Linked DNA regions of Homo sapiens: regions 2 and 3 are each linked to region 1. Evidence: chromatin loops called from intact Hi-C (ENCODE). Cell type or tissue: GM12878. All regions are shown on one strand. Links, peaks and the distances in the headings refer to the core of each region. The heading gives the core; the rest is flanking DNA.

Region 1 (7,274 bases), core at 1,948-5,947:
GCAGCTGCAGGCTGGACACCCGGTGCTCCACACGCACCACGTACAGGGCTGGTCCTGATGCCATCAACAGCCTCGAATCCCGGTGACCCCAGCAGATGGAGATGATGGGGCGCTGGCAGGAAGTGAAGGGAAGACAATGCTTAAGCTTTTGCTCTTGTGGGAAGCAAAAAGGGATAATGCACACTTGTCTCGAGCAAAATAAAATAAGCTGTTTTGAGAATACTGGTTTTAAAAGCACAGTAGAGAATGTTAGACACTATATTACGAAAATTCAGTATGTTTATTGAAAATTGGCTAGAGGGCTGGGCATGGTGGCATAAGGCTGTCATCTCAGCATTTTAGAAGGCCAAGGTGGGAAGATTGCATGAGGCCAGGCTGAAAGACCAGCCTGGGCAATACAGCGAGATTCTCATCTTAAAAATAAAACAAAATAAAATAAAAGTAATTAGGTCCCCAGGCCAGAGCATTAAAGCATTGGAATAATTTTATAAAGTTTGTTTACCTGTATTATATTTCATTTAATTTGGGGTCATGAAACCCAACTGAGCTCTGGGTAGTAAGGTTTCTACTAGTAGGGGCAATCACCTTGTGGTGCAGTAACTCACATTCCTTACTGAAGGGCTGTTTTTCTAGATTCCCAAATTACCCAAGGGTGGTTCCCATGGCTTGGGGAGGTGGTGATGAGGTAGACCAGATGGCCCTTCCCTTCCGTCCAGAGTCAGATCAACAATGGACTTGGTCTTACCAGCTGTGTGACCTGGGGACTATCCATAACCCCTAGAAGCCTCCCCCTTTTCTCATGAGTGGGGACCCTGTGAGGATTACAGGAGGTGATGGAGTCACAGCCCTTCTGGGGCCATCACAGTATATAACCCACAGTCACTGCATTTTCAGCCTCCCTTGGCACTGACGGTGCAGGGAAAGAAAGCTCCCTGGAAAGGCGATTGAGGAGAACACGGTTCCTGTGGTAGCCTCGCTAGGGTCATGGCCATCATTATCTTTGAGAATGCAGGCCAAAATGCAAATATGCAAGTTAGAAAATTCTTATAATAAAAAAAAATCCAAAGCTCAGGGGTGCCATCTAGCCAAGGGAGAAAGAAAGGTGAAGGGTCGTGACGGAGAAGCAGCAAGAGATTTGTTCATTCCGATCCAGACAGATGGAGCGCTGATGATCATTCATCTTCCCTTTCTACCACAGGAGGCCAGGCAGTTGCAGGGTGGGGTGATGGCCACAGTCCCCAGGGGAGGGCCGTGTTTGTTGGCCAAGGAGTCTGGAAAACTCAAGTCTAGGGGCTTCTGGGACACTTCCAGGACATGTCTCCATATGAGATGATTCCACACAGGGGGCAGGCCCCACACAAAGGGACCTATTAACTTACAGAAATACATAATCACTGCTGAAGACAGGGCAAACCAACACACAGAAAATGCACAGAAAAATTACTCTGGTATCGTCAACCCCCAAAAGTACAGGTTAGGACAGAGGCTCTATTAGTAACAAAATCATGCTTGATCTTAAAGATACGCTGCTGTCCCTTTACCTCTGAGCCCCCTAAGACAATATTCATAACTTAGAGCTCAAGTCCCCCAAAAAATGGTTTTATTTTTGTTTCTAACTTTTATGTTCAGGGGTACACAAGCAGGTTATATAGGTAAACTGTGTCACAGGGATTTGGTGTACAGGTAATTTTGTCACCTGGATAATAAGCATAGTACCCGACAGGCATTTTTTCTGATCTTCTCCCTCCTCCCTCCTCCCACTCTCCACCCTCAAGTTGTTCCCCTTCCTGTATCCATGTGTTCTTGTTATTCAGGTCCGGCTTAGAAGTGAGAATATATGGTATTTGGTTTTTTTGTTCCTACGTTAGTTTGCTAAGGATAGTGGCCTCCAACTCTATCCATGTTCCTGTAAAGGACATGATCTTGTTCTTTTTTATGGCTGCATAGTATTCCATGGTGTTTATGTATCACATTTTCTTTATCCAGTCTACTGCTGATGGGCATTTAGGTTGATTCCATATCTTTGCTATTGTGAATAGTGCTGCAATGAACATATGCATGCATGGGTCTTTATGATAGAACAAATATTCCTTTGGGTATATACCCAGTAATGGGATTGCTGGGTCGAACGTTAGTTCTCAATTCTTTGAGGAATTGCCACACTGTTTTCTACAATGGCCGAACTAATTTACACTCCCACTAGCAGTGTAGAAGCGTTTCCTTTTCTCTGCAACCATGCCGACATCTATTATTCTTTGATTTTTTAATAATGGCCATTCTGACTGGTGTGAGATAGTATCTCACTGTGGTTTTGATTTGCATTTCTCTAATGGTTCATGATGTTGAGCATTTTTCATATGCTTGTTGGCTGCATGTATGTCTTCTTTTGAAAAGTATTTGTTCATGTCCTTTGCCCACTTTTTAATGAGGTTGTTTGGAAAAACAGTTTTCAATGAGCACAACCTGACTGGCTGCAGAAACATCAGACACTTCTTCCCTCTAATTTCCCATTCCTCTTTAGTCCAGCTATCTGAAAGGCAGACACTCTGTATTTATCCTCTGTCCTCCTCCCTCCTAGTTCTGCTTTTCATAGTAACTATCTCTGTATAACAGTTGATGATATATTTTATATAAAATTATCATAAGTATGTGTCTCTTATATCTTTGTACCAAGAACTTAAACCACTCACACAGACCTTCAACTAGATGAAAATCAGCTTTGTTACCTTTATATATATAATTACCACCCATCCTGACAAAAACAACCTTGTCTGCAAAACTACATTCCAACAGCAAGCACATCAAATGCTCACATACCTGAATTCACTGCATCCGTTCTACTCTCCCACATGAATAACATTATTCTCATCTAACATATGAGGTTAGAGAGGCTAAGGCAGGCTAGGTACCTTGTTATAGTAATAAATGGTGGAAGAGCTGTGATTCTCATCCCTCCCCAGCTCCACTGCTGGTCCTTATCTTACTACATGGTGCTGACTCTCTGAAGTGCCAACATATTGATACCACAGCCTAAAGAATGCGTAATACTCCACTGAAAAATTTAACCATTTGTCCATCACATACAAAATCGTGAGCCCCAGATGGCCCCTTAGTCCATTTGGTCAAAGCTGCTTTACTCAGAAACAAACCAAACATGTCTATAGAAAAGGCAAATAGGAAGAGAAACAGGCTGTTTACACAGCATATAAATAAATGATCTGCGGGGTTCATCACAGCAGAAGAGAGCCCACAGGTAATTAGGCAGGTAGCATGGTTGGATGAACACGGAACACAGTCGCTGGCACATCTCGAAGGCGAGGGAGGATGGTGTGACTCCAAACCAGGTAGCGCATTCGCTCGGACGACTTGGAATTCTCAGCCAAGCAGGAGTGAGAAGACGCGAAAGATTAAAGGATGGAACATTAGAACCTGGGAGAAAAAGGGCTGAAATTATTTAGCCTGGAGAAGTGAGGTCTGCAGGGTCTCAAAGGAATAATTATTATCTAGGGCAACGTTACCAGGAAATCCCCTCTTCTAAGAATGGGACAAGAACACCAACACAGGAATTTACATTAAATTAATTAGGGTGCAGCACTCATTTACTTGCCCAAGTAAGTGAAAACTTACTCTGGGAGAGGGCAGGGCACGGACACATTGATTTAATTTAATTTAGTTTGTGTAGCATATAGTCCATGTAAGATGATAAAGCAGCAAAATAAACGCTGGTACCTTTGCCATAATAATTTTAAGGCTGTGCTAGAAAAACGGGGAAGGAGTGACAGATAACAAGAACTGCCCCTCTTGTCTGAAGATTCTGAGTCATCACTGACCTGGGGAAATGAATGACTGTGATGACTGTTTGGTCAGAAGTGAGGCAGCAGGGTATGACTTCTCAGGACCCCTGTAAGTCCACAGAAAGTCCCTAACAGGTCATCTTACTTTTTAAAAGTCACATTTCTGCTGGTGTTAATTTTTCCCTGGCTGTTTACTGGTATTCCAGCCTATAAAGCCCTCGCTACAAATGTTCTGTAGTTTTGGCAAGAACAAGAGTCAAATGGCGCTAACTGCATGTGGCCACAGACACGGGGCGGGGCGTTCACTAACGCTAGTCCTGATTTTGCCACCTCACAGTCATCAATTTCCATCACTCTGTCCTCTAGGTTCATGGGTGATGGCAGAACATGAACACACTGTCTGCAGGCCCACAGACCTCACCCATGCTGAAGGTACCTCCTCCCTAAGAACCTCCGCCTACTAGGCTGAGCCGCAGCAGAACAGCACAGCTCTTCAAAGCTCCCAGATTCACGTTGTGTTTGAACAGCTGCTGTCTGCTAGGGAAAAACTCAATTGTAAGTTTGCGGTCTTAATCTCTTTCTCAAATCCCATAAAACGACTATTTTTAGAACTGATGGCTAGAACTGTGAAGCAGATGACATTCAAATCTTAATTTGCATAGGGAGGTTCACATATTTTACACGTCTAAATCTGAGGCAAAAGTGCAAGAAACTGAGCTGCATTTCAGGGAGTGTGGGTCTGGTGGAACAGGGAGAACCACTGCTCAGCTGGAAAGGACAAACTCTAGGCCACAGTGCTGGAGGCGAGTGGCCCATGGAGGGGCAGGCTTCTCCTCTGGCTTCTCCCCCTCAATGCTGAGGCTGAGCCCCGGAAAGGAAAAGATGCGGGCCAGCCCTGCCTCACCTCCCACCAGGGAGTGTGGCAATCAAGGCCTGGTGCCCGTTCCTTACTCTGCCACCTCTCCTCCTGCTAGTACACAAGACATGCCATGCGTCCAGCCAATCATTTTTTTATCTACTGAGCTGTTAGTCATTAGATAAATATTTGCTAAATGTATACAAATGGACAGATCCATGCTAGTTATAAGGGGACTGACAATGAATCAAATACATTCTCTGCCCTTGTAGAGCTTACATCCTGGCGTGGCAGGGAGAGAATAAATACAGGTGAAGTATCCTTAATCTGAAAATCTGAAACCCAAAATGCTCCAAAATCTGACTTTTGGAGTGCCAACAAGATGCTCAAAGGAAATATTCATTGGAGTATTTCGAATTTTCAGATTTGGGATGCTCACCTGATACAATGCAAATATTCTGAAATTAAAAAGAAATCTGAAATCCACAACAATTCTGGTCCTAAGCATTTCAGATAAGGAGTACTCAACCTGTATCTCAGTATCTGTGACAGGAACTACCTGATAACGTGAGGTAGTGAAATTCCGTGAAGTAAAAAACAGTGTTGAGCGAGAGCCAGAGCAACAGCAAGGGGGTCTTTTTGAAGAGAGGGAGCAGGGAGGCTGCCCTGGAGGTGGTTTGAGCAGAGGCCTGGCTGAGAGGAGAAATCTATTTAATTGGAATTGAAAGCTTCCTCACTATATTACTATTTTTGTATATAGCAGTGAGTTGGATAGAGTCTTCTGAAAATGTAGGAGGAACAAAAACCAACTATACTGGTCCTGGACAGGGAAAACCAGGCAGTGCCAGCACAGGGTTTCTGGATGACTGAGGGAGGCCTTGGGCTGAGGACTGGCTACCCGGCCACCGAGGAGGCAGATTCCTGGGACAGTCGGAGGCTCTCCAGCCTCCCTCTCCACCCTTTGTTTGTTCTTTCTGTAGCTCTCCCTAAGAAGGATGGGGGATCTGTCTTGAAGAAAATGCACCTAGTAGGATGAAATGTTTTATGTCTGTACAAACATGTGCAAAATAGTTCACTTTAAAACAGAAGAAGGGCAAGGTGCAATGGCTCATGCCTATAATCCCAGCACTTTGGGAGGCTGAGGCAGGAAGATTGCTTGAGGCAAGGAATTCAAGACCAGCTTGGGCAACATAGCAAGACCCTGTCTCTACAAAACAAATTTTCAAAATTAGCTGGGTGTGGTGGTGCACACCTGTAGTCCTAGCTACTTGGGAGGCTGAGGCAGGAGGATCGTTTGAGCCCAGGAGGTTGAGGCTACAGTGAGCTATGATCATGCCACTGCACTCCAGCCTGGGAGACAGTGAGACTCTGTTTATAACAAATTTTTAAAAGGCCAGGCATGTTATGGCTCACTCCTGTAATCCCAGCACTTTGGGAGGCTGAAGCAGGAGAATCAGTGAGGTCAGGAGTTTGAGACCAGCCTGACCAACATGGTGAAACGCTGTCTCTACTAAAAATACAAGAAAATTAGCCGGGCGTGGTGGCACATGCCTGTAGTCCCAGCTACTCGGGAGGCTGAGGCAGGAGAATCACTTGAACCCGGGAGGCAGAGGTTGCAGTGAGCTGAGATCGCGCCATTGCACACCAGCCTAAGCAACGAGAGCAAAACTCTGTCTAAAAACAAACAAACAAAAACAGACCAAGTTGGTGATCGGTCACCGTCAAACTACGTTGGTTGGAGCCACAGACAATTTTGAATACAAAGTTATAATGATTTGGCCACCAACTAAATTGTAGTAATAAAAGCTAGTTCAGCGTTCGGTCAACCAAATTTTAGTTTTAAAAGAACACAACCATCCTTGTATTTTGTAAGCAGACAAGACCCATGAAGGACTTTCTCATCTACTTACAAGAAAAAATGGGAAAAGCACAACAGGGGCAACTTCAGCAGAACAGGCAGAGTTAATCCTAAGTGAAAGAATGCAAGTCTATTTTTGCTATAGGATTCGCCTCCAAGAGTACAGAAGTCCACAATCACACATGCAATCTCTTATTTGATTTTTAAATTCCCATACCCATCTTTTTCCACCTTCTCTTCTCTTAATTTTTTACCCAGTATCACATCAACAACTGAACCTTACAGAATATAGGGTGACCTCTCCACTGGCCTTCAATGCCAGAAGACCATAAAACAAAACAAAAACCTGGGCCTAAATTATTGAAGCCTACAAACTTCAGTCAGTAGTGCTAACTCTGAAAACCTGTTATATTTTCAGATATGCAAGAATATATAGAGAGTCACAGATAACAGCTAATGAGATAAATTACAGAATTTTACATTACAACATGTAGGACAGAAAGGAAAATAAATCAGAGCATATTTCCTTAGAAGAGCTCCAGCCACAAGCATTGCTGTTACAAGTAAATCAGGAGAATCAATTTTAAAGCTGCTGCTGCTGCTGCAAGTTCGTCCCAGGCAATGGTTTTGTACGCAATACCCTACAATCTAATTAACTTGGAAATACATTATCCAATCTAAATTGCATTTAGTTCTTTTTATAAGCAGTCCAATAAATCGCCTAACTTCCTTCCTGCTATAAAAATGTCCCTGCCTTTGGACTCCT
Region 2 (7,274 bases), core at 1,244-5,243, 150 kb after region 1:
ATTTAAAGTCATGGCATTACTAAGTGATGGAGCTAGAACGTAAACTGAGTCTAGCTCCGGGGCCTGAGCTCTTAACTACTATGCTTCTAAAAACTCTGGAAATGTGAAGACAAAATTCTGAAGAAAACTACCTAGAAATCTGTACCCAGCCAAACTATCAAGTGTGAAAGCAATTAAGACATTTACAGAGATTAAAAGTCTTATACTTTATGACTTACAAATACTTTCTTAGGAAGATACTGGAGATTATGTTCCAACAAAAAGGAGTTTAACCAAAAAAATACAAGATTCCATAAACGACACGTGGAATAAATAGGGGGCAAAGAGAATTCCCAAGATGATGATTAAAAGGAAGTTCAGGAAATCACCTGGGCAGCAGGCCCACTGAGCAACCAATCCAGAGAGCAGAAGGATGACAAAGGACTCTCAGATGGAGGTGTTCAGGAAAAAAACAAAAACAAAACAAAACAAAAAAATGAACTGATAAACCATCTAATTGGTTTGAATGTATGAAATTATGCTGAAGATGTAGGAAGGTTTTGCAATAGATAAACTAAACCACTGGGGGGGAAATTTTTATCATGAGGAGAAAAGAGTTAAATAATGAAGGAATACAATCATAGTACCCTACTTGGCTCATCTGGGAATAACAGTGACATAGTTTAAACAGTGTAAACACTGAATAATAACCAATATTTGTGATACAGTAATACTGGAATGATTAGATGATAGGGCAAAGCTGGGTTGAGTGACTATGAAAGAAAGAGAAGAGTGCTAAATCTCAGCCTAACGAGATGGGAATGAAGTCAATAGACAAAATCCTAAAATTGATTCATCAAAAAAATAATAGTATGAGCCTTTGTTAAGTGGCCAGGACAACAGGTGGGGGGAGGGGGGGAGACAGGAGTTAGAACATTGCTATTTTTCATTCTTAGCATTTACCAATATGTATAACTATTACAGTGATAAAAAATTAACTCACACTACTGAGCTTTGGTATAAAAATAGATAAGCCAGTTTAGGTGAAATGAAATTCTGACCTAAATATAAAACAAAAGTTTCATTTCTGCCTCTTTGCTAGAAAGGTTCCTTATTCAAAATAAGAATTCCTAAGACATTTAAAAGAAGAGCTGTTCCTCGGCTGGGCGCGGTGGCTCACGCCTGAACCCCAGTACTTTGGGAGGCCGAGGCGGGCGGATCACGAGGTCAGGAGATTGAGACCATCCTGGCTAACACGGTGAAATCCCGTCTCTACTAAAAATACAAAAAATTAGCCAGGCGTGGTGATAGGTGCCTGTAGTCCCAGCTACTCGGGAGGCTAAGGCAGGAGAATGGCATGAACCCAAGAGGCAGAGCTTGCAGTGAGCCGAGATTCAACCACTGCACTCCAGCCTGGGAGACAGAGTAAGACTCTGTCTGAAAAAAAAAAAAAAAGAAAAGCTGTTCCTCAAATCCCTTCAGTTTACAATAACTGGCTACAATTAAGAGTTAGGCTCATGTGTACATTATCATAGTATCATGGTGACTGATGTCTGTTACTTCTTTAAGACTATTATTTCCATAATTGATTAAGCATAGCCAGTGCTGTCAACTGTCAGTTATCCACATTGGTGAAAAAATGCACTGAATTGAATGGTAATTTTTACACTCACATTTGATTTTTTGACAATTCTATTTGAATATGAGAGTCTTCTTATGGTCTTGGAATACGGCCCAAACCAAAAGCACTGTCTTCTTTCATGCCACAAACATTTATTACTATTGTTTATAATCATGACTATGTATGTCTGGTCCCACCTGTCGATCCCGCTTTGCTTTCCACTACTCTCCAACACTTCACCAAACTCTTCCATGTCCAAAACACACACATACCACAGTCATTCATAACTCTGTTTAAGGGTGCCTCTTCCCTTCACCTTTTTGAAGCAGTGTCTTATAGATAGAAAAACACACAGACACAAATTCAAATCTCAGATCTGCCATCATCTGGCTCTGCAACCTCAGACAATTTCATTAACATCTCAGAACCTCAGGTTCCCCAACTGTACAGCAAGGATATTAATACAAAGCTGTAGAGAGATGTTATGAGGGCTACACTAAATAATGGACATAGCACACACACACAAATTACAGGAATATATATGGCAATTGTCATCAGCAAAGACAACATTATATCCATGCAAACAATATCCACCCTCTGACACACGATAGACGATCCATCTGGGCAGGAACAGTGCCTTTTTCACCACTGTAGAGCCAAAGCCCAACAGAGTCTAGCCTAGAGCGAGCTCTCAAATGTTTACGGAACCGAAATGAACATTAAGGTCCAGCTCACTCCCTGACTCTGCAGGAAGCTTCCCTGACCACACTGGTCCACAGTGCTTCATCCTCTGACCTACTATAGCACTCTGCAGTACATCAGAACAGTACAACATCTGCCACCCATTTCTTCAGACTTGGTCTAAAAAAAGAAGACAGACTCACCAGGACAATGACGTTAATTATGGCTATAGTCAGGGAATGTAAGAATATTTTTTAAATACCTAGTTGACTTCATTCACACACTACTCCACCCTTCCAGTCCCACTATGCAGATCCTTTCTCTCAGTGTTCCCACTGAGGAAATCCTTCGTGATAAAGCTGGCAGATAAAAGCGGAACATCCATCAAATTCTAGTAAGTGCATTTTATCGGTTTAAATTCCTTTCCAGGGTAAAAAACTAGGTAAGTTTCCACTATTCATTTCGCTCAATACAGTAAATTTACCTGCAAAAAGTACAGTTAAGTCCTCACTTAACTTCAAGGATAGGTTCTTAGAAGCTGAACTTTAAGCAAAAATGACCTGCATATGAAAACAATTTTACCTTAAGCTAACTGATATAAACAAGAAAAAAGATCCTACGTATATACTACATACTAAGTGTTGTTTCACCTAAAGCTGCAGTTTCCAAGAACTTAACAATATTGAGGACTTACTGTATAGAAAAGTCTGAGGGGTTGTGGTTTTGCAATTCATATCTCTTAACATTATATGGTTTTGAAACCTGCCATGCAGATCACTGAATCCACAAACATTCAACCATGATGTAGCCCTGAGCTTCTCAGTCCCTATTACCAGCTACAGATGATCCCAAGGAGGGCTTTTCTCCACCAACTATGCCCTCTCTGTATTCAATGCACCTCCGGGAGTGGGGCAGCCCTCCTGTAATGGAATACCTAAAGGTACTACCTAGGAAGGAAACAAGGTAGATGTGGTCACCTAGCATGCTACAATATGCTCACATGAACAGAAACGTTGCTTTACCAGAAGAGTTGCATAAAATGAGTCATTAATGCTGAGTCACTAATAAATTATCTCTAACTCAGGTCATGAACACATGATTATGTAACTTTTCAAACGACTACAACCACATGCTGAATACATTAAGCACAGAAACAGTCATATCTGAGCACCTGCATAAGTCAAATTATTAAGGCAGCACCCTAGTTTAACCATCTGCCATGGAAACTAATAAAAAGTGTAGCATGCTCAGATGGATAAAATCCCCATTACAAACCACAAACATTTCACAGTATAGTCAAAAGGCGCACAGAACATCACTGCCTGTCCAACAAGGGCAATTTTGTTCCAGGGCAGGAAAAAATGCATAGGTCCTTGTCCTTGTCAGCCAGGTTCCAACAGCATCTGACAAGGTGAGTACAGTCACATGCTTAGGTTGGGGCTGGGGAACGAAGTGTCCTTCATCTCTCTCAGAAATGCCTCTCTAAAGCCAGAATGTGGCTTAATCTTCTTGCACCACTGAGAAAAGCACGCGCTAAACGTGCTAAATCCTAAGTATTTCTCAAGGCCCTGCTCAAAGATCATCTTCACCACACAATCTCTAGGAAGCCTCATTCTTCATTCTTTGAACAATTGAAAGCTTGCTTTCTCTTCCTAATGGAAATGCAAATAGAGGAAGGCGAAGTCCACGTTTCACCCTCATGCTAGACTGTAGATTCCATGAGGTATAAGCTGGGACTTCTCTTGCCCCCCGACAGTGGCAAATACACGCAGCACCTGGCACACAACAGAGATGCAGTAAATACCTGCTAAAAATTAATGCATGTGTTTTCAAATCTAAACTGAGGAACAAAAATCAACAAACACTGTTTCTAACCTCATGAGTCAGAACAGTAACTGAATTTCCAGGTACTAAGTGGTATTGTAAGGACTGGAAAGTAATATACTTAAGTATATTACTTTAAGTACAAAGGGTATAGAGTACTTTACTATTTCATCACTTATATACCATTTTCACAGCCCTTCCAAAAACATATTATCTCAGGTTCTACAACTCTGATAGAAGAGAATTATTATTTTCAACTTACTACTGACTTGAGTAAACTAATGAATGACTTGGACAGGTAAAGCTAGAACTTCTTGGAATCAAGATATGGAAAAACAGAAACAGAAAGGAAAAAAGAACAGGCCATCACTAAAGGAAATAAAACAGCCCTCCATTATATCCACCATTATAATACCTTAGTTGGTCACAAATCTACTAAAAGTCACTTTCTATGTAGAATTTATGAGAGATAAAAGAGCTGCAGTGAGTTTTTGCTGGCTTTAATCCAAAATGAGTCAACTTTTCCCACTAAAACTGTTGTACAGATTAAGTACTTTAAATACTGTATAAATGTTTCAAAATAAAATGGTTTTCTAACCTCTCTGAATGTTGAGAAAGTTGGTCATCACTATGCACAGTGAGGTGGACACAGAACCTGGCTTGCCAGTCCCCAGTGGCTCTGGGCCTTCTTCAGGAGAGGGTGAATCAGACAATGGTACTAGGAGGGTCTTTCAACTGCAAGGGAGACCATTCTTACAATCTAGAAATTCCCATCCTTTTTGGAATTAAGATGTGTCATACAATGTTTTTAGGAAAAAGAAAAGTACTTTAGAAGTAAATTTTTATAATATTTTTAAAACACTTAAAAAACTTAACATAGATTGTTGAGTCCTCCACAATAGAAAAATAGTAGAGTTTAAGTCAAGAGATTCATGAGGAGGTTTATGCTAGGCATGGTGGTGAAGTGAGCACGTTTCAGATATTATCTGGAAGTCAGATACAGTGGGAGGTCTTGCTAATAACAAGACTTGGGGACAAGGGAAGCGCAGGGAGATTCCTGAGTTGAGAGCTGAACTGACTGGCTGGTCTTGGGCCATCTACTAAAATGGGGAAACAGTGCATGGAACTGATCTGAGGTTCAAGGGGCGGGGGGAAATGAGTTCTGTCTGGGTGACCGATAGTCTGCGAGGCCTGACTGGTGTCCACTTTTGTATCTCATATATCAAGTTGGAGAATGAAGTCTGGAACTAGAAGGAGATGGCAGACAGAGAGAGGTATCTGGAGTCATAGCATGTAGGGAGATTTAAAGCCAACATAGAGAGGAAATACAGAAAAATATGCATGCCTGGTGCCCGTTAACATTTAAAGATGAGGCAAAAAAAAGGCAGAGCCAGCAAAGAAAGGCGGAAAGCAGAGGCCAGAACAGTAACAGGAAAACCAGGAGAGCCTGGTGTCCTGGACAACATTTCAATTCTACTGATGCTACTGAGACATCAAGTGCAGTTTAAAAACAAAAACAAAACACCAAAAACCTATGAGTTTAGCAATGTGTGGTCATTGAGGAGTTCATTTCAGTAGAATAAGGAAAGAAAGCACACTGAAGTGGGCCAAAAAGTTAAAGAAAATTTTTTTAAAAAATAAATAAATAATTGATATTCTAAACAATGAGAGGTGAGGAAGTTAAGAATGACAGGGTACATTGATCTTCCAATAAGTTTTACCAAACGAGGCAAGCAGATAACTATAATAAAGCATGATCAGCGCAACCAGAGAAGTCTGTTAAGTGTACAACAGGGACAAGGGGCAGGGTCAGAGAAAGCATATCGGAGAAGATGTACCCAATCCAAGAAATCAGGTGAGACCATTGCTACAGTAGTCGTGTCCTTATAACAAAACGAATTCCAGCAACTACACATAGCTGCCTGCTTATTCTCAAGTCAAAAAAATCCTGTTAGCCGGGCATGGTGGCTCAGGCCTGTAATCCCAGCACTTGGGGAGGCTGAGGCGGGTGGATCACCTGAGACCAGGAGTTTGAGACCAGCCTGGTCAACATGGCAAAATCCCGTTTCTACTAAAAATACAAAAATTAGCTGGGTGTGGTGGCGGGCACCTGTAATCATAGCTACTCAGGAGGCTGAGGCAGAAAAATGGCTTGAACCTGGGGGGCGGAGGTTGCAGTGAGCCAAGATTACGCCATTGCACTCCAGCCTGGGCAACAAAGTGAGACTCTGTGTAAAAAAAAAAAAAAAAAATTCCTGTTAAATGACAATCAGTACAAATAACCTTGATTAATTTGCACGACATCTACAATATCTGTAAGAAATTGTTTCATAGAATAAAAACATTCCCAAGTAATTATTTTCTGAAATAATCTTCATTATGGAACATAATCATTATTTTGCCTGACATACCTGCCCACCTATTGAGGACTCTTTTAAAAGAAAAACTCATCTTTCTTGAATTACTGCTTCACAGTAAAAGGACAAATAATTCTAAAAAAGCATCACTTCTCAGCCAGCCACGAAGAGTCCCCCTTGGAGTTTCAGTAGGTAAGCACACATCTATTCCTCTTCCATAACACTGCTAATCAAAGGTTTCAAAAGAGATACTGGTAAAAGGATTATTTTGTTTCCGTCCCCAAATGCCATAGAAAGTTGCTTTGGGAAAAGTTGGTTTGGCTGATCATTCATTTTTTGTGGTAGTGGTTCTTTTTTATGAAAGGTGCTTTCAGGATTGAGGGGGGCATATATTTTCACCATCTGATTAGAACCATTAACATATTTACCAAATATGAAGCTATGTATCACAGGATAAGAATTCCTCTACTATATGTTTAACTCTGGCAAATATAGCTAATACCATTTTATCACAAATTTCTAACAACAGAATACACAATGTGAGAAAGGCAAACTAGTCTCAAAGACTAGACAAACATTTATCACAGTATTTAATTTCAGATTCAATTTATCTAACTGAATACATTTATAATTCCAAAACTGTTAAGATTTGTTAAATACTTACATAATATAAAACAGATTTTACATACTAGCTGAGGGTGAAATAAATTATCTTTCATTCAGATTTTTTTCCTTTTTAATTCAGTTGTGAAATTAGCAGACGACTAGATCTGACCCCTTCAATTTAGTTAGTTCCGTGGCCAGAAATAAAA
Region 3 (7,274 bases), core at 966-4,965, 190 kb after region 1:
TTAAAATACTGTGGTACCATATTGGGGCTCACCAGTATCAAAAGTCAGGTGCCTTCATTAAAAAGGGGGGCATTTTATTTATCAAAGCAACGAAGTCTGAAAGAAATAATAGCCTGTGTCACATGTCACACAGGGTACACAGAAATGAGAGAGTACTTTGGTGATATAATTCAAAAAGACTTAAAATGCTGCAAAACCTTTTGATTCATCAATTCCACTTCTGGAAGTTTATCGTAAGGAAATAATCTTACACTGTGCAAAGACTTGGCTATAAGGATTTCTTATAGCGTTTGTATAAGGGAAAAATATGAGATAATCAGTATGTCCAAACAGGGTATTGGTTGAATAAACGTTGATAAAGACATAAAACAGAATACTATAAAACCACTAATAATTATATGGTAGAAGACTACAAAACAACATGAAAAGACGTTCTCAGGAAGTAAAAAGTAAAATTACATGTTACACTTCCACAATGCTCTGAAAGGGCCTCTGCACACTACTAGATCTTGAGTAAATTACAACAAATGTAATTTTTAATTGCTGGACTTGCAGGAAAGTATAGAAAATCTCTATGGAAGGCACATACACATAAACATAAGGGAAAGCCAGGGTCATCTGACAGGGGACACAAGAGCGGATACAAAACAAGCACTGGAATCGGAATTAGGGTGACCAATAGTCACAGTTTACCCAGAACTGTCCCAGTGTTAGCAATGAAAGTCCCACATCCCAGGAAACCCCTCAGTCCTGGACTAACCAGACAGTTGGTCATTCTATCAGATATCGAGACTTTGGTCCAACCTCTAGGTACAGAGGCTGAACCTGAGTCACACACATTCAGCAGGACTCACAGGCTAAAGTGTCCCACAATTCTAACATCCTTGTATATCAGAGCAAATACAAATCTTAGCTGCATGCAAACTGTCCCAATTTAGGAAATAAGGATTCCCCCAGATAAGGTTCAACCAAAAATCTGTTTACAATTAAAAATTACTAAACACACAAAATAAGTCACCATGAGTTCTCAGTACAAACAACAAATTTAGATCCCCAAATCTTCAGAAACTGAAATAAACAGAACTTTAAATAATTAGGTTTGAAATGTTTAAAGGAATTAGAAAGCAAAACACTATCTAAAATGCCAGAAAGAACCAAATCTTTTAGAAATGAAAAACCTATTCCTTCAATAAAATGCAGTCTACAATTAAGACATCAGCTAAAAAAGGAATTAATGAACTCAATCTAATAGCTCAAGAAATTACCCAATTTTTTTATAGCACAGAGACACAAGGAGATAGAAATATAAGAGATCAAGAGAAATGAAAGATAGATTAAAAAAGGACAAATCTAATTAAAATTCTAAAGGGACAGAACAGAGAAAATGGAAAAGAAATATCTGAAGACATAACAACTGAGAATTTGCCAAAACTGATAAAAAAAAATGCACAGACACAAGAAGCAGCACAATATATGCCACGCAGGAGAAATAAAGAAGAAATCCACACCTGGGCACACTTTAGTAAAAGTGCACAATAAAAACACCAAGAGAAGAGTTCAGAAGTAGCCAAAAGGAAAAGACAGGTGCTTACAAAAGAATGACAATTAGATGACAGAGACATCTCAACAGCGGCACTGGCTGCCAAAATCAATGAAATAGTATCTTCAAAGCACTCAAAGAAAACACAATTATATTCCCAGAAAGATTGTCTTTTAAGAATTAGAGTGAAATAAGAAGACCATTTCAAAAGAATAACAGCTGAAATTTAAGGCCAACTGACCTCGCAATATAACATCTAAACAATATTCTTCAGGTAGAAGGAAAATGTCTCAGAAGGAAGGTCTAAGAAACAACGAAAAAAGAAATTGTTAAATATGTAGGTAAAATTAAACAATGTCTGTTCAAAACAGAACAATAAAGCAGAAACAGCAGACTCATATTAATACACAGTACTTATCAACTTCTAGGTATAGCTCTTAATGCTTTATAGGTACTATATTTCTCATTGAAAAGCCTTAGCCTTATGAGAAAGATCCTTTTGTTGTCCACATTTTATAGGTGAGGAAATTGAGGCACAGGCAGGTTAAATGCTTGCCCGACACTATCCGGTAGGCAGCAGAGCTGGGTGTCACACCAGGCTGCCGGTTTCAGTTTCTAGTTTATGTGCTTAACCACTAGACTGTGTCTATGACAAATGTGGGGGGGAAGGTAGAAAACTAAAAAATAAAAAAAAGACAATTTGATCAAACAAGGATGACCAGAGCCAAAAGTACTCTAAGGCCTTTATATTGTTTTAGAAGGATAGTTAAAATACTCAACCTTATACTTAATTATCTTAGGTAAGCATGGTAAAATTTAAAGGGCAATCACTAAAAAACTAGAAATAAAGTATAAAACTTCTAAATCACTGGAGGGGTAAAAACAGAAGGGAGGTGGGAGCAGGGGAGACCAAAATCAATCCCCTAGAAAGAGAAAAACAATACAAAAGGAAAAATAAATGAAAATGTACAAAGCTTCTGCACAGCAAAGGAAACAATCAACGAAGTAGACATAATCCACAGAATGGGAGAAAACATTTGCAAAATTATTCATCCAACAAAGGATTAACAACTAGAATATATAAGGAACTCAACAGCAAAAGACATTCTGATTTGAAAATGGGCAAAGGATCTGAAAAGACATTTCTCAAAAGGAGACAACAAATGGAGAGCAGGTACATGAAAAAGTGCTCCACATCACTATCATCAGGGAAATGCAAATCAAAACCACAAGCAGATGTCTTCTCACCCCAGTTAAAATGGCTATTACTAAAAGAGTCAGAAAATAACAAATGCTGATGTGGATGCTTGAGCCCAGGAGATCGAGATCAGCCAGGGCAACACAGTGGGACCCCGTTTCTACAAAAAATTTTAAAATTAGCCAGCATGGTGGCATGCGCCTATGGTCCCAGCTACACAAGAGACTGAGGTGGGAGGATGGCTTAAGTCTAGGAGGTGGGGGCTGCAGTGAGCCATTAATCACGCCACTACACTCCAGTGACAGGGTGAGACCCTGTCTCAAAACAAAACAAAACACTTCTTGGCTATAGCAAAGGTGGTATTTTGAAAGAAAATTCATTGCCTTAAATGCTTATGTTAGTCTGGGCATGGTGGATTACATGTGCAATCCCAACACTTTAGGAGGCCAGGGTGGGAGGACTGCTTGAACCTAGGAGTTCAAGACCATCCTGGGCAACACAGTGAGACCCCGTCTCTACAAAAAATTAAAAAATCAGCCAGGCATGGTGGCACATGCCTGTGGTCCCAGCTTCTCAGAAGGCTGAAGTAGGAGGATCACTTGAGCCCAGGAGGTCAAGGCTGAAGTAAGCCATGATTGCACCACCGTACTCCAGCCTGGACCACAAAATGAGACGCTGTCTCAAAAAACAAAACAAAACAAAACAACAACAACAACTTATGTTATAAAAGAAGAAACTGTTATAAAATGTTATAAAACTTATGTTAGAAAAGAAAACATGTTATAAATTAAGGGGCTAAACATTCAACTTAAAGAAGTTAGAAAAGTACAGCATAAACCAAAAGAGAGTAAAGGAAGAAGATAGTAAAAACAGAAATTAAATAAATAAAAAGAAAAAAAAATTAGACAAGCTAAACAAAGCCAAACACTGATTCTTTGCAAAATGTAATCAAAGACACAAAGCTCTGGCAAGATAGATAAAGACAGAGCAGCACAAATAAATACTGACAATGAAAAGAGGGCTACAACTAACTACAGACACCATGAAACTTAAGATAAAATAATACCATGAACAACTTAATGTTATAAAATTAGATAACATATGAAATGAGTAAATTCCTAAGAAACACAATTTAACAAAACTACCTCAAGAAGAAAGACAGTCTAAATTGTTCTATAACCACTAAAGAAAATGAATCTGTAGTTTAAAATCATCCCACAAAGAAATCAGGCCATATAGTTTACAAACGAGTTCTACCAAACATTCAGGAATAGCCTACAGCAGTATTACACAAACTCAATCAGAATATTTAAAAAGTGATAATAGCCACAACTAGTTCTAAGAGGTTATTAGAAAATCTGTTTGTCTACTAATTAGAAATATAATCTATTAGATATAATTCATCATACTAAAAGAGTAAAGAGCAGGGAAAAAGATTATTGCAATACAAGCAAAAAAGTATCCTAAAATTCAACACTCATGGCTGGGCGCGGTGGCTCACGCCTGTAATCCCAGCACTTTGGGAGGTCGAGGAGGGTGGATCACGAGGTCAGGAGATCGAGACCATCCTGGCTAACACGGTGAAACCCCGTCTCTACTAAAAATACAAAAAATTAGCTGGGCGTGGTGGCGGGTGCCTGTAGTCCCAGCTACTCCGGAGTCTGAGGCAGGAGAATGGCGTGAACCCGGGAGGCGGAGCTTGCAGTGAGCCGAGATCACGCCACTGCACTCCGGCCTGGGCGACAGAGTGAGACTCCTTCTTAAAAAAAAAAAATTCAACACTCATTTTTTTTTTAGATTCCAAATTAGGAAGAGAATTTCCTTTTTCTGATAAAGGATATTTACCTACAATCTATAGCAAACATCATATTTAAGAATTAAGATAAAGATGTCTGTATCATGCTGTGCTAGAAATCCCAGACAAAGTAGAAAGATGAGAACCCTACTACCACACAGTACTGGAGGTCCGAGCTACCACAGAAGACAACAAAAATCAATATAAGGTATAGGAAGATTGGAAAGAAAGAAAACAAACCACCTAGGCTGAAATCCCAAACAAACTGGACATGCAAATTATTAAAGGTGATTTCATAAATGTTATGTCATTTAAGACAGCCATATAAAAGGAATCATTATTCCCATTTTCTCTATGAGGAAATAGAGGCTCAGAAAGGTTTTGAGCAACTTGCCTGAAGTTGAAGTCCCCCCAGCATATTAAGTGCTGAAGCCAGAATTCAAACCAATTGATAATTTCAGTGCTCTTCACCGTAGACCACATGACCTCCCCTCAGTTAATATTCACCCGTTTTGCCAGTGGGCTAAAGGACAGCTGCAATAGTATCATTTGCCACTTTAAAAACAGTCACTTGGTCACATTCACTGGCTAAGAACACCCTCCTCAGCCTGGCATTCAAGGGCCTTCACAGAAGGGCCATACACCTACCTATTGTGCCAGTCTTGTCTTCCACCAGGGTCCTCTATAAAAATTACTCTCCTTTCAAAGTATGAATATATTTACTGCCTGGACTAAGCTCCAAGCTAATCCATCCAAGTACAATGCTCATCCCAAATTCCCCCAACTTTAGCCATCTTTCATGATGCAGCTTCGACATCACCGATTCCATAAATCCTTGCCAGTTCCTCCCTAGTAAGTATGGTCTTCTACAGCAAATGTTTCTATCTTAAGTTGCTCATTCAATTCTACACCATATTATAAGTATTTGAGCCCTTATCATCCGTGCTAACTTGGGAATTACTTAAGGGTAAGGACTTTTAAATGTCTATTCATCAAGACATCTAGCAAGCAAAATGTACGTATATATTACGTATTCAATAAATGCATGTTCAGTTGAATAAAAGTGCTTTTATTTGTATACGGTGTTAAAACTGTTCTACTCTAGAAACAAATGACCCTACATAGGAATAAAAATACTTTTCCAATGATGTCGTAAATTATATTATTTTATAGGCCAATAAACTACAGGAGAAGTCTTTTTACTGCCACGACAGAAATAAACACTACACATGCATATGTCTGGCCACGCAAATGCTAGATGGAGCTTAACAACTCCATTCACCCTGTAATTTGAACCCAGATCTGTATGGATCTCAAACCCATATACTCCAGGTTGGCCTCTCCTCTTCACTGTAAACATCCCATTGTGTTCTAAGATTTACTACCTGGTTTATCTTCCCTACTACAATATGAACCTTCTGAGGGCAAGAAATAATGCCTTCATCACTGAATCTCCAGACCTAGAAAAGAACTCAGTAAATATCTGTTGGCAAATGACCATTAAATGTAGGAAGAAGCCCAACATGCTGACCCCTTCCAAAAGCATTACTGTGCGTCCTCACAAAAGAATAAAGAGATGAACTCAAGTGGGAAATTACAAGTCCTATTATGTTCACTATCTTCTCATTAAGAAGGAAATAGCATATTTTAGAAAATTTTCCACTGAAAGAGCTGAAATAAAAATTTGGGGTTCTTAAAAAGCTAAATTCTAGTCATCTAAAACACTGCAGTCTTGGATGGCAATAAACCCATAGAGCATAATTAAACAATAAAATTTGTCTTGAATTACTAATAAATACCATTACAATAAGAGTTCCAAGTAGCTAAAAATATCCCCAAGCTCCTGCCAATGTCCCACAGTTACAGTGTTTAAGTGATATCATCATACTGAAATTTACTAGGAATACAAGACCAGTAAGACAAGATCTTTTCACAGACCCATGGTAACACAGAAAATTTCAACTAGTCTATGATCTAGCATGTATACAAGAATAAACAAGTTTAGATGTAATAAAAAGTTTACTCTCGTGGTTACAGGTACAGAGGAAATTACTAAACACAATCCATTTCCTTTATAAAACAGAAGAAACACAGAAATAATTGCGAGAGAAAACAAAGGCTATGGCAAAACAATTCTGCATTACTTCTACCACCACATTCCATATTCCAGAAAATTATTATATCTGTACAAAGAAAGGTACAATTGATTTTGATAAATCTGAATTTTAGAATGTCTTTTGGATTATTACTTAGAATTCTTAAAGCTTAACTAGCACAAATTTCAGTAAATTTTTTAACTTACAATTTCAAGTTCTTTCCAAAAAAAACTGAATTGAATGAATTGCAACAGATAATGGCAGTTTGTAATTTTCCTAATTTTTTACAGCCAAATATTTTCATGAATACCTATATATTGTTAAACTAAAATGAAAACAAAACACCAATTTACATCATGATGAGTAAATCTGTTTTCACATCTGCTGCCATCTTTTTTACTTGCAAAAATAATCCCCTGGCATTTTCATGTTTTTCATATAGAAAGGACTCAAATGGAGAGCTGAAACGCAGCCAGCAACCGAACAGAGCCCTGGCTATAGCCCAGCCACAGTTGGGTTCTATGGGAGGGATGAATTCCAAGTGATTCCTTCTTGGTTCTGATGGTAAGCAGAAGTGCCTGACCCTCGGCCAACAGATGGACAGGGAAGACACAGAGAGCACACCCACATTGTCCATCTAGGCCA

Evidence for each region. Peaks named below come from ENCODE experiments on the same cell type or tissue, not always from the same donor. Only the 100,000 strongest peaks of a DNase experiment are listed, where the experiment ranks them.
Region 2: a loop joins it to region 1, with 6 times the contacts of the local background. A loop is called at or near these places in 1 of 110 quality-filtered maps.
Region 3: a loop joins it to region 1, with 5 times the contacts of the local background. A loop is called at or near these places in 1 of 110 quality-filtered maps.

Annotation. Positions count from the first base shown.
Region 1 is chr6:158,472,589-158,479,862 of GRCh38, reverse strand. TULP4 (TUB like protein 4) reads right to left here. Exons shown (of 14, transcript NM_020245.5): 7 at 1-112. Among named protein-coding and RNA genes, the nearest start is that of TMEM181, 84 kb to the left of the region's middle. RefSeq lists enhancers at 11-512, 3,934-4,013, 4,034-4,113, 4,434-4,483, 4,531-5,103. In GM12878, for the core only: no CTCF peak of the experiment used is centred there; DNase peaks (open chromatin) are centred at 3,232, 3,852 and 4,232; H3K4me3 peaks cover 1,942 bases; H3K27ac peaks cover 3,425 bases.
Region 2 is chr6:158,319,516-158,326,789 of GRCh38, reverse strand. The region is part of intron 1 of TULP4 (TUB like protein 4); the gene reads right to left. SNORA116 (small nucleolar RNA, H/ACA box 116) reads right to left here and starts at 3,808; the gene lies at 3,662-3,808. RefSeq lists enhancers at 1,337-1,386, 3,380-3,449. In GM12878, for the core only: no CTCF peak of the experiment used is centred there; DNase peaks (open chromatin) are centred at 3,079 and 3,469; H3K4me3 peaks cover 219 bases; H3K27ac peaks cover 1,245 bases.
Region 3 is chr6:158,285,745-158,293,018 of GRCh38, reverse strand. It overlaps a transcript of TULP4 not described here. Among named protein-coding and RNA genes, the nearest start is that of TULP4, 23 kb to the left of the region's middle. RefSeq lists a silencer at 2,055-2,104 and an enhancer at 6,806-7,274. In GM12878, for the core only: no CTCF peak of the experiment used is centred there; DNase peaks (open chromatin) are centred at 2,118 and 2,748; H3K4me3 peaks cover 983 bases; H3K27ac peaks cover 1,788 bases.